Linked DNA regions of Homo sapiens: region 1 is linked to region 2. Evidence: read pairs that join two places in POLR2A ChIA-PET (ENCODE). Cell type or tissue: Panc1. All regions are shown on one strand. Each heading gives the region's core, and the rest is flanking DNA. Links, peaks and the distances in the headings are about the cores only. Region 1 has its middle 54 kb from the start of LINC02977. Region 2 has its middle 11 kb from the start of SHOC1.

Region 1 (5,378 bases), core at 127-5,126, 180 kb before region 2:
ATGAAATATTAAAGACACCAATTATTTGGCCAGAAAAATATGATCATACATTCCCCAAAGCAAAAAATCTTCTAGGCCATATTGGCTGGCAGCAATGGAAAAGGAGAGATAAAAATAAGGATATGAGGCCAGGCGCGGTGGCTCACGCCTGTAATCCCAGCACTTTGGGAGGCCGAGGTGGGCAGATCACCTGAGGTAGGGAGTTCCAGAACAGCCTGACCAACATAGAGAAACCCTGTCTCTACTAAAAAATACAAAATTAGCCTGGCGGGCTGGCGCATGCCTGTAGTCCTAGCTATTCGGGGGGTTGAGGCAGGAGAATCGCTTGAACCTGGGAGGCAGAGGTTGCGGTGAGCCAAGATTGTGCCATTGCACTCCAGCCTGGGCAAGCGAAACTCTGTCTCAAAAAAAATAAATAAATAAATAAAATAAAAATAAGGATATGAGACATGGCAGGTTTTGCCACTTAGGCTTAACAGGCCTCAGCTGTGGCCTGAAAATAAGCTACTGTGGGTTTTGTGTGGACCAGGGGCTTCTTTTTCTCACATTCGTTTGGTACTGGTGGCTGCCAAATGGGAACTGTGAAATGTCAGGGACAGTTGGTGGCAACGGGAAAGCAGGCCTGAGCCAGATGGCCCTTCCTTCATGATCTTGTGTCACTCAGCTGCCTGAACTGGGGACCTAGTCAACCCAAGGCTGGGGTCAGTCTTTTTGCTAAACGAGAGATCTCCAGGGCTTACTGAAGAGCCTAAGAAGTCTTAGGTCCAGACTGAGGGCAGGTAGGGGCGCAGAGTAGAAAGAGGATGGAGGTAAAGAGAGGAGTGATGGATGATGGCGGTGGAGAGTTCACCTCTCTTGTGGTTGAGCGTTCAGTGGCCTGGTTAGAATTGCCGTCTCTCAAGCATACTAAAGTTTGGCATGAGCCATTCTGGGGCCAGAACTGCATGAATATTCCTGAGGGTTTCTGGCCTTCTCTTCAGAAGCTAGAAGGGTGACGCTAGGTTTGTGAAGGAGCAGGGAGAGGCCATTCTGAGCAGGGCCTCTTTCACGTGCAATGTGGGTGAGAGCTTCTGCCATGCCTTCCGTTGTGAAGGGCCTTGAGTCTCTATAGCTAAACGATTCATCATTGGCCAGGTGCAGTGGCTTACGCCTGTAATCCCAGCACTTTGGGAGGCCAAGGTGGGCTGATCACTTGAGGTCAGGAGTTCGAGACCAGCCTGGCCAACATGGCAAAACCCTGTCTCTACTAAAAATATAAAAAATTAGCCAGGCATGGTAGTACATGCCTGTAATCCCAGCTACTCAGCAGGCTGAGGCAGGAGAATCACTTGAGCCCGGGAGGCAGAGGTTGCCAGTGAGCCTAGATCGTGCCATTGCACTCCAGTCTGGGCAAAAAGAGTGAAACTCCATCTAAAAAAAAAAAAAAAGGAAAAGAAAGACAGGACAACAGAATTATGACTGAGATGGAATATTCCACTCACCAAGTGGGTGAGGGCTCTGTGCAAATTTCTCTCTCTTTTTTTTGAGACAGTCTCTCTGTCGCCCAGGCTGGAGTGCAGGGGCACAATCTTGGCTCACTGCAACCTCCACCTCCCCGGTTCAAGCGATTATCTTGCCTCAGCCTCTCGAGTCGCTGGGATTACAGGTGTCCGCTGGCTAATTTTTGTATTTTTAGTAGAGACAGGGTTTCACCGTGTTGGGCAGGCTGGTCTTGAACGCCTGACTTCAAGTGACCCACCTGCCTCGGCTTCCCAAAGTGCTGGGATTACAGGCGTGAGCCACCACACCTGGCTACATTTCTCTTACTTGTAGAAATAAATGTGACATTTTTTAACCTGAGTACAGTGCAGTAAAACTCACATCAGTTATGCTGGTTTCTAAAAACTGCCCATGTTCAGGTGTTCAGAAGGGGGAGCTCTGTGGTCTAACTTGAAGAACCCAATAGAAGGTTCCCATTGCCCCCACATAGCTCCCCTACCACCTCATCTTTGCCTGGCATTTTTGTCATTAGCATTATTCCTGTACTTCAGGTATTTCCTTAAAGAGGAAACCTTTAACCCCCATGACCTGACTGGCATGGCAGACTGCAAGGAGCTGGACCAAGAGCAGTCCTAATTAGGAGACTTTGCTCTTTGTGGTCTCTTTTCTGCATTTGGTAAAACAACCACGTCAGAGGCCAGTTTTGGCTTAACTGCCCCTCAAAGCACATGGTGTGGTGGTGTGCAGCTTCCTTCCGGGGGCCTCTGCCTCCTCTGCACCCCAGAATCTTTTCCTACCACGGAAACTGCTCCTGACCGCTATTGATCTGCATTAGCAAAAGGTGACAGAAGGCCGGGCGCCGCGGCTCATGCCTGTAATCCCAACACTTTGGGAGGCCAAGGCAGGCGGATCTCCTGAGGTCAGGAGTTTGAGACCAGCCTGGCCAACATAGTGAAGCCCCATCTCTACCAAAAATATAAGAAAAATTAGCTTGGTGTGGTGGCAGGTGCCTGTAGTCCCAGCTACTTGGGAGGTTGAGGCAGGAGAATCACTTGAACCCGGGAGGTGGAGGTTGCAATGAGCCGAGATCGCGCCACTGCACTCCAGCCTCTGCAACAGAGCCAGACTCCGTATCAAAAAAAAAAAAAAAAAAAAGTGACACAAGCACAGCGGGTCCCAAGAGTCTCACAGCCTGCCCCTGCCTCCTGACCTCTCCTCCATATTAAGGAGATGGGGAATCCTTCCCAAGTTTCCCGCTTATAATTTCTTGGATAGAGTACTCCTTTTTCAGGAAGTGGAATTGTGAGTTGCTTACTGGAAACTCCCTTCCATTAATCCTTTTTATATCCATAAGCTCAGGCCAAAAATCTCAGTATCATTCCTGATTCCTCCCTTTCTCTCACTCTCCACATTCAGGCCATCAGTGAGGTCAGTCAGTTCCATCTTCATAAGGCATCTCAAACCACAAGGACATACTTTACATAGAAAAAATAAACCTGTGTGTAGTGCATGGGGGCAATTCGCTAGCAGCTTTTCTATTGAAGAAGGCTAAAGAACACAGGAAGTGGAGGTTAAAGGTTTGACTGCGTAGGAACAAAAGTTTAGGTCTCAGGATTTTAAAACGGGGAATAAAGCTGACTTTTAAAATACACAATATTTTCCACTCTTGCTCTGCCACAAGAAAAAAACTTCTTTTTTTTTTTTTTTTGAGATGGAGTCTCACTCTGTTGCCCAGGCTGGAGTGCATTGGTGCGATCTCGGCTCATTGCAACCTCTGCTTCCCAGGTTCAAGCGATTCTCCTGCTTCAGCCTCCCGAGTAGCTGGGATTACAGGCACCCGCCACCACACCCAGCTCATTTTTGTATTTTAGTAGAGATGGGGTTTCATCATGTTGACCAGGCTGGTCTTGAACTCCTGACCTCAAGTGATCCACCCACCTCAGTCTCCCAAAGTGCTGGGATTACGGGTATAAGCCACCTCGCCCAGCCGAGAGAAAAAAAAAAAAAAACTTCCGAGAATTGATATGTGCAGTCTGCACACATATACATCCCAATTTTAGTCAAAAGGCTTGTTGCAGTCAAATCAGACTTCATACAGGCACATAAACTGGAGGGCGGAGTTCAGCCAGGTGGTATCAGTTTCAGGTGACCTGTGAGTTCCCTGGAGGCAGAGTGGTTGAGGTCATATGGTATCAAGGCTGACGGGGGGACAGGGGACTGATGGATCATGAGGACTTGTTCCTTGAGTCTGTAGCTCAGTGGTTGTTCTTCAGGACAGGGACCCTTTTAGTCAAGGCCTGGAAGGGAGTCTTTTCAGAGGAAGGAGGTGTGAATTAGGGAGACGTGGAGTGAGGGAGAGGAGTTCATTACCTCCACCAGACCATGAGCTCCCTGAGAGCTGGGCCAGAGACTGGACTCCTTTGAGGATCCAGTGAAGAGTGTTTTCTTTCTGGCACAAAGGCTGGGGTGATTCTGCGGACACAAGCAGGTGCCCTGGTATTTATTGCAAGTGCCAGATGCCAGATTCTAATTGGGATCAACATCTTCCTCACCAGCCTGAAGTTCTGCACAGATGTTGGTTTTCCTTCCCTAGAGAGGGCTCACTAATCGTTAGACCCAAAAGGAAACCCTTGTAGAGACCTCCTTCCTTCCTCCACCCCTCCACTTTATAAGAGGATGTGGCTGGCTGGGCACGGTGGCTCGCACCTGTAATCCCAGCACTTTGGGAGGCCGAGGTGGGTGGATCACCTGACGTCGGGAGTTCGAGACCAGCCTGGCCAACATGGTGAAACCCTGTCTCTACTAAAAATACAAAAATTAGCCAGGCGTGGTTGTGCATGCCTGTAATCTCAGCTACTCAGGAGGCCAAGGCAGGAGAATCACTTGAACCTGGGAAGCAGAGGTTGCAGTGAGCCGAGATCACACCACTGCTCTCCAGCCTGGGTGACAGAGTGAGAGTGAGACTCTATCACTCTGTAAAAAAAAAAAAAAAAAAAAAAAGAAGATGTGGTCATGGTGGGAGGGGTGTGTGGGGCCTCTACCACTTAGTGGCTGGGTAACTTTGGGCAAATTACCTTCCTAAGCTTGTTTTTTTTTTTTTTTTTTTTTCATTTTAAAGGTGAAAAGAATAATGTGACAAGCCTTGTAGGATTGTTATGAGCATCAAACGAGTTAATGAAGATAAAGTGTTTGATACAACAATGTCTGGTTAAACAAGGTCAATGCTCAGTACACCTTAGTTATGATTGGCACCTCCACAAGGGAGTAGGTATGGCTGAACATCTGATCCTCTGTGTCTTGGTCTGGGAAAACCCTGGATCCTGAGTAGCAAATGAGTGGGAAGAGTCCCAAGATGGTGCCAGGAAGGATGCAACAGGCAATGAACTTCCCTATCTCGCCCACCCCAATTATGACATCATCACGCTGATGGGGATTGTGTCCCCACAATGTGGCAGGAATGTACAAGGAGGAGCATCCTTAGAGGCCCAGTGCTGCTCACACCCTGCCCCTGTCTCAGCCTTCAGGGCACCCCAAGTTTGCTGTGCTCTAAGAAATGGGGAAGCACAAATTTCCAGAAAAAGCATAGCGAAGTCAACCCGAGGAGGTTGATAGAGGTTGGTGAGAATTAACTTTTGCCCAAAGAGAGACGCATGGGCTGGAAGAAAGAGAAGAGGCAATTTGTTTTGCAAATCGGGGACCTGGACCTGTCATCAAGTTTCCCACCGTCCAAAGGGGGGTTCATGGCTCATTTTCATGGGACACATGGGCTCGGGATGGGAGTGAGGAAAAGGTGACAGATACACATCTGGGTTCACACTGCTGTGGCTGCTCAGAAGGGAAGGAAAGCAGCCTCTTCTGTTTGGGGCATGGTAGGCCCAAGCCTTCTGAACTGCCCACCC
Region 2 (5,378 bases), core at 153-5,152:
AGGTGTAGTGCTTGGCTCTGTGTTACTTGCCAATTACACCTGGTTGGATGTAAGAGACCAACGTTTTGGGGTCCACATCTCTTCTGTGTGGTAGTTGCTTTCCTGTGTTCTTGTCTTGCAGTGAATTCATGAGGACTTTTACTCTAGATGAGTAGTGTGAACCTGAAAATTTGAGACAGGTCTCAGTTAATTTAGAAAGTTTATTTTGCCAAAGTTGAGGACGTGCACTTGTGACACAGCCTCAGTAGGTCCCGACAACATGTGTCCAGGATGGCCAGAGCACAGTTTGGTTTTATACATTCTAGGGAGACATGAGACATCAATCAACATATGCAAGATGAACACTGGTTTGGTCTGGAAAGGTGGGACAACTCAAAGCAAAGGCAGGAAGACTTGAAGCAGGGAGGCGGCTTCCAGGGCATAGGTAGATAGAAGACAAATGGTTGCATTCTTTTGGGTTTCTGGTTAGCCTCTCCAAAGGAGGTGATCAGACGTGGATTCATCTCAGTGAGCAGCAGGGTGAGTTTGAATAGAATGGCAGGCAGGTTGGCCCTAAGCAGTTCCCAGCTTGACTTTTCCCTTTAGCTTAGTGATTGGGGGTCCCAAGATTAATTTTCCTTTCACAGTAGTCATGTTCTTTAGGCCATTTAGCCTAGCCTCCTTCAATATGGAACAGGGGTTGGACTAGAAAATCCCTAAATGCCCTGTGGCTCCAGCATTCTAGAATTATGAAATAATTCAGCAACATAGGACGTACATCTCTTTGGAATATCAAAGTCTTCCTTAAGGAGCAAGAAGGATGTCATTTTCCTTGGGAAATTAGGACTTGAAGAAAGAAATACAGAAGTTTAAAGTAGATTATTGAGCATTATGTCACACTTAGAGAGATTCGTCTCAATAGTTCCTATCTGTCTAATTTCTGTTTCTGGGGTACTGAAGTCAATACTATCTAGATAGGCCTCACAATAATCTCTTATTTTATTCCATCCCTCTTCTATATGGGGGACTAAATCAGGAAGTTGCAGGCTTTTTTTTTATTCCTCCTCCTCCTCCTTCTTCTTCGACAGGGTCTTACTATGTTAGCCAGGGTCGTCTCAAACTCCTGGCCTCAAGTGGTCCTCCTGCCTAAAAGTGCTGGAAGTAGAGGGGTGAGCCACCACTCCCAGCCAAAACTTTTTCTGTAAAGGACAATATAGCAAATATTTTAGGTTTTGCAGGCCAAAGAGACAGATCAAGGATATTATGAAGGTACTTGTGTAACCATTTAAAATGTAACAATTTTAATTTAACTGAATTTTAAGTAAAAGTCCCCATAAAAACCCCATCTAAAGGTCAGCAGCCTCAAAGATTTAAGGTAGATAAACTCATAAGATGAGAAAGAATCAATGAAAAAACCGCCGGAGCCTCAAAAAGCCAGAGTGCCTCTTCTCCTCCAAATGATCATGACAATTTTAAAATGTAGGAATCATTCCTAACTAGTATGCTATACAAAGAGCAGCCAGCAGGCTGGATTTAGCCCACAGGCCATAGTTTGCCAACCTCTGGACCAGAATGATATGAAAGGGAAGGAACCAATCCAGAGACATTTGTGTTAGTCACTGAGGAACCTCCCTACAAGGAGCAAAATGACCAAACTGGAATAATCTGAAAATTGTTTTGCTCACGTCTGACACTTTGGCTGGAATGACTTGAAGATGAGGGCTAAGAACCAGAGCCCCATATAACTTGGCTTCTTACAGCTTGTTAGTTTCAGGCTAGTCAGGCTTCTTGTATGGCTCAAGGCTTTAAGAGTGAGTGAATGAATCAGAAACTGCATTGACCCAGCCTTGAATATCCACAGCCTCATTTCCCACCATACTCTGTTGGTTGATGCATTACTAAGCCTACCTAGATGCAAGAGGAAGGGACAGATCTACCCCTAAATCAGAGGAATGTCAAAGAATTTGAGGGTATAATTTTATTTTATTTTTGAGACAGGATCTTGCTCTGTTACCTAGGCTGGAGTGCAGTGGTACGACATTGACTCATTGCAATCTCTGCCTCCTGTGCTCAGGCGATCCTCCCATCTCAGCCTCCTGAGTAGCTGGGACTACAGGCATGCGCCACCATGCCCAGCTAATTTTTGTATTTTTTGTAGAGACAGGATTCCACCATGTTGCCCAGGCTGGTCTCGAACTCCTGGACTCAAGTGATCCACCCACTTCGGCCTCCCAAAGTGCTGGGATTATAGGCATAAGCCACTGCACCTGGCAAGGGCATAGTTTTAAGTAATCACACTTTGGTGATCACTAGGTCTGCATATCCAGTGTTTGGAAATCTATTTCTAGCCTGCCTTTTGGATTTGATGACATTTTAAACCCCTCAAACTTATCCACATTGGCTCTTCACTCTACCGTTGGCTTTTTATGCTTCCTTGATATCCACATTATTGTAAGTCTTTGGTAAGAGGTTCTTCCCATTGGCATGGACCTACAGAATGCTCAGCCCTCTCCAAGGACAAGGATTTTATACAATACAACTAGGACTAGAGATTATTAGAGGCCCTCTGCTCATCATAGAGTTGTCTGTATAGCTGAAGATTCTATTAGCAGAGACAGGGAGGCAGCTGTACACTTGCAAAGTGATTGAGTTGCTGGCAACTCACACCACTGCTGGAAAAGTTTCTAAATATGGCCCTAAAGGCAGAAACTATAAGAAAGAGAATGATAATTTGGCTACGTAAAAATGAAAAAAGATGAAAAAATTATTTCCTCAAGTTTCTTACTAGCTACTGATTTTAAATGAAATATAAGAGCTTGTTTGTTAAAGGTGTGTAAACACTGGTGTTCTTACGTGGAGAATACAGACCTCAACATAATGTTGCCTAAGATATTTTATCAGAATGGGAGGGTTGTTTTCCTTCTGTGTAAGTGAATAATAAATACTACGTGTGAGAATGAGTCATATCCTCAAATACTTTTCTTTTTGGTGACCAATAAATCTCTCATGATTCTCATGAAAGAATCTTAACAGACATTTACTCATACATTTACCACGGTATCGAGATAGGATATACATGGGGAAACAAAACTCTGATGCCATAGGTAAGGTAGTAGAAATAACTTTCAACTGGAGACAGAACTTTCCAGTTGGAGCTTGTGTCATCCTGGAACATTTATGCCCTTGGGCAGGTCACTTAACATCTCTGAGCTTTAGTTTCCTTACTATTAGTAAAGCATAATAATACCTTGGAGAGTTGCTATGAAGATTAGAACCAAATAAACATTTACTGAGCTCCGACTCTTTGCCACGTTCTTAACACACGTGAAAGAGTGTTTGTAAAATGCTACACAAAAATGTTACATCACATAACAAATTCCCTGCTCTAAAGGAGGCCTGAGTAGAAGAAGGACAAAAGAGCATACATACAATTAATGATAACAAAATTTGAAAGTGAGAAAAGCTCTACCAGTAAAAACAAAAGAACCGATCAGAGAAGATCAGGGAATTTAGCTGGGAAGCTTGAATTGGGCTTTGAAAGATGGGTAAGTGCTTGGACCTATGGGGATGTGTGAGAAAGATAATGTAGATAGAGGGTATATGCTATGGTTTGAATATTTGTTCATTCCAAAACTGATGTTGAAATTTAATCCCCAGTGTGGCAGTATTGAGAGAAGGGGCCTGTAGGAGGTGATTGGATCATGCGGGCTCTGCCTTCATGAATGGATTAACCCATTCATGAATTAATAGGTTATCATGGGAGTGGGATTGGTAGCTTCTTAAGAAGAAGAGAGACCTGATCTACCATGCTAATCCCCCTGGCCATGTGATAACCTGTACCACCTGGGGACTTTGCAGAGTTCCCACCAGCAAGAAGACTCTCACCAAATGCGACCCCTTGATTTGGACTGCTCAACCTCCATAACTAAAAAATAAGTTCCTTTTCTTATAAATAACTCATTTTCAGGTATTTGGTTATAAGCAATAGAAAATGGACTAAGACAATACAATATGAGAAGGGGCAAACAGGAGAAATGAAAGCAAAGATAGTATAGGGAAAACAACAGTAATTTAACAATAGTGTGGGGTGGACGAAGGTCAGCAGTAGCCAGAAAAAGCTTGGAACCAAATCACAAAGAGTCCTGAAGACCACGCTAAGGAGTTTAGAATTCATTCCTTAGGAAATAGAGTTGTATGAAATGTGCAAACTTTGGCATTAGACTTGGGTTGGCCCCTCACTTCCTAGCTATGCAGTTTTGAGCAAGCCACTTGACCTCTTTAAACCTCAGTTTCCTCTTTCATATAATAGAGAGACTAATACTAACCTAAGTACCAAGCTTAGTACCTTGAAAATAGGAGATGCTTGACATATCAAAGTTATTATTGGTTAACTACTGAAGGACTTTAATTAGAGTAGTGAATATAATTTTATTCTACAGCACTATGTACACTAGATTAGAGGCTGGGAGAACAGCTAGGAGAAAATTACAGTAGTCTAGGAAAGAGGTAGTGGAGTCATAGGGAATACAGAAAAATTTAAAAGTAGAAGGTTCAAAATAAGAGTGTTAGAAAATATTTTAGGATAGAATATAATGAACCACGTTTTAGACACAGAAAATCCATTATAGGAGAGGAAATGAAGATGTACATGACAGGAAAACACCTACGAACTAAATTCTGGAGGAGGTGAGTGGGGATGAGATATTGCATCTAAGGGAAATAGTACTCTGCCTTTTTATCTGTTTGTATTCTGTGATACAGAATGCATTTTTGTCAGTATAAATAATTTGGGGAATAAGATAAGTCACAGAGATTGAAAGAGAATATCTTAGAACGAAAACAGAAAGAAGAGAGTAAGAAAATGCCAAATGAGGCTAAATAGACATTATGAGATAAAAAGAGACAACCTCCCACTCAAGCAGAATGTGAGGTCACCTGCAGGAAATGAGGTAGGTTTCATATATACGACTAGAAGAGTGTGAAGAGTATGGGACTAGATTAGTCTAGATCAAGATTTCTTAAATTTCCTTTAATCAGTAGTAAATACTATTCTTATTTTGGAACACATCATTCTCCGGGAGCATGGAGTCTGTTCTGTTCATTGCAGGGCATTTAGTAACATTCTTGGCCTCTACCTATTTAGATATCAGGACCCTTTCCCCCAGTTTTTTTTTTTTTTTTTTTTTTGAGACGGAGTCCCGCTTTGTCCCCCAGGCTGGAGGGCAATGGCACCATCTCAGCTCACTGCAACTTCCGCCTCCCGGGTTCAAACGATTCCCCTGCCTCAGCCTCCTGAGTAGCTGAGATTACAGGAGTGTGCCACCATGCCTGGCTAATTTTTTGTATCTTTAAGTAGAGACGGGGTTTCACCATGTTGGCCAGGCTGGTCTTGAACTCCT

The links. Peaks named below come from ENCODE experiments on the same cell type or tissue, not always from the same donor. Only the 100,000 strongest peaks of a DNase experiment are listed, where the experiment ranks them.
Region 1: POLR2A ChIA-PET joins it to region 2 with 10 read pairs; 3 of 35 experiments call an interaction of 5 or more read pairs at or near these places.

The regions. Positions count from the first base shown.
Region 1 is chr9:111,983,784-111,989,161 of GRCh38, reverse strand. No RefSeq gene overlaps it. Among named protein-coding and RNA genes, the nearest start is that of LINC02977, 54 kb to the left of the region's middle. RefSeq lists enhancers at 3,544-3,893, 5,224-5,323. In Panc1, for the core only: no CTCF peak of the experiment used is centred there; no DNase peak of the experiment used is centred there; H3K27ac peaks cover 2,432 bases.
Region 2 is chr9:111,803,664-111,809,041 of GRCh38, reverse strand. No RefSeq gene overlaps it. Among named protein-coding and RNA genes, the nearest start is that of SHOC1, 11 kb to the right of the region's middle. In Panc1, for the core only: no CTCF peak of the experiment used is centred there; a DNase peak (open chromatin) is centred at 2,971; H3K27ac peaks cover 1,155 bases.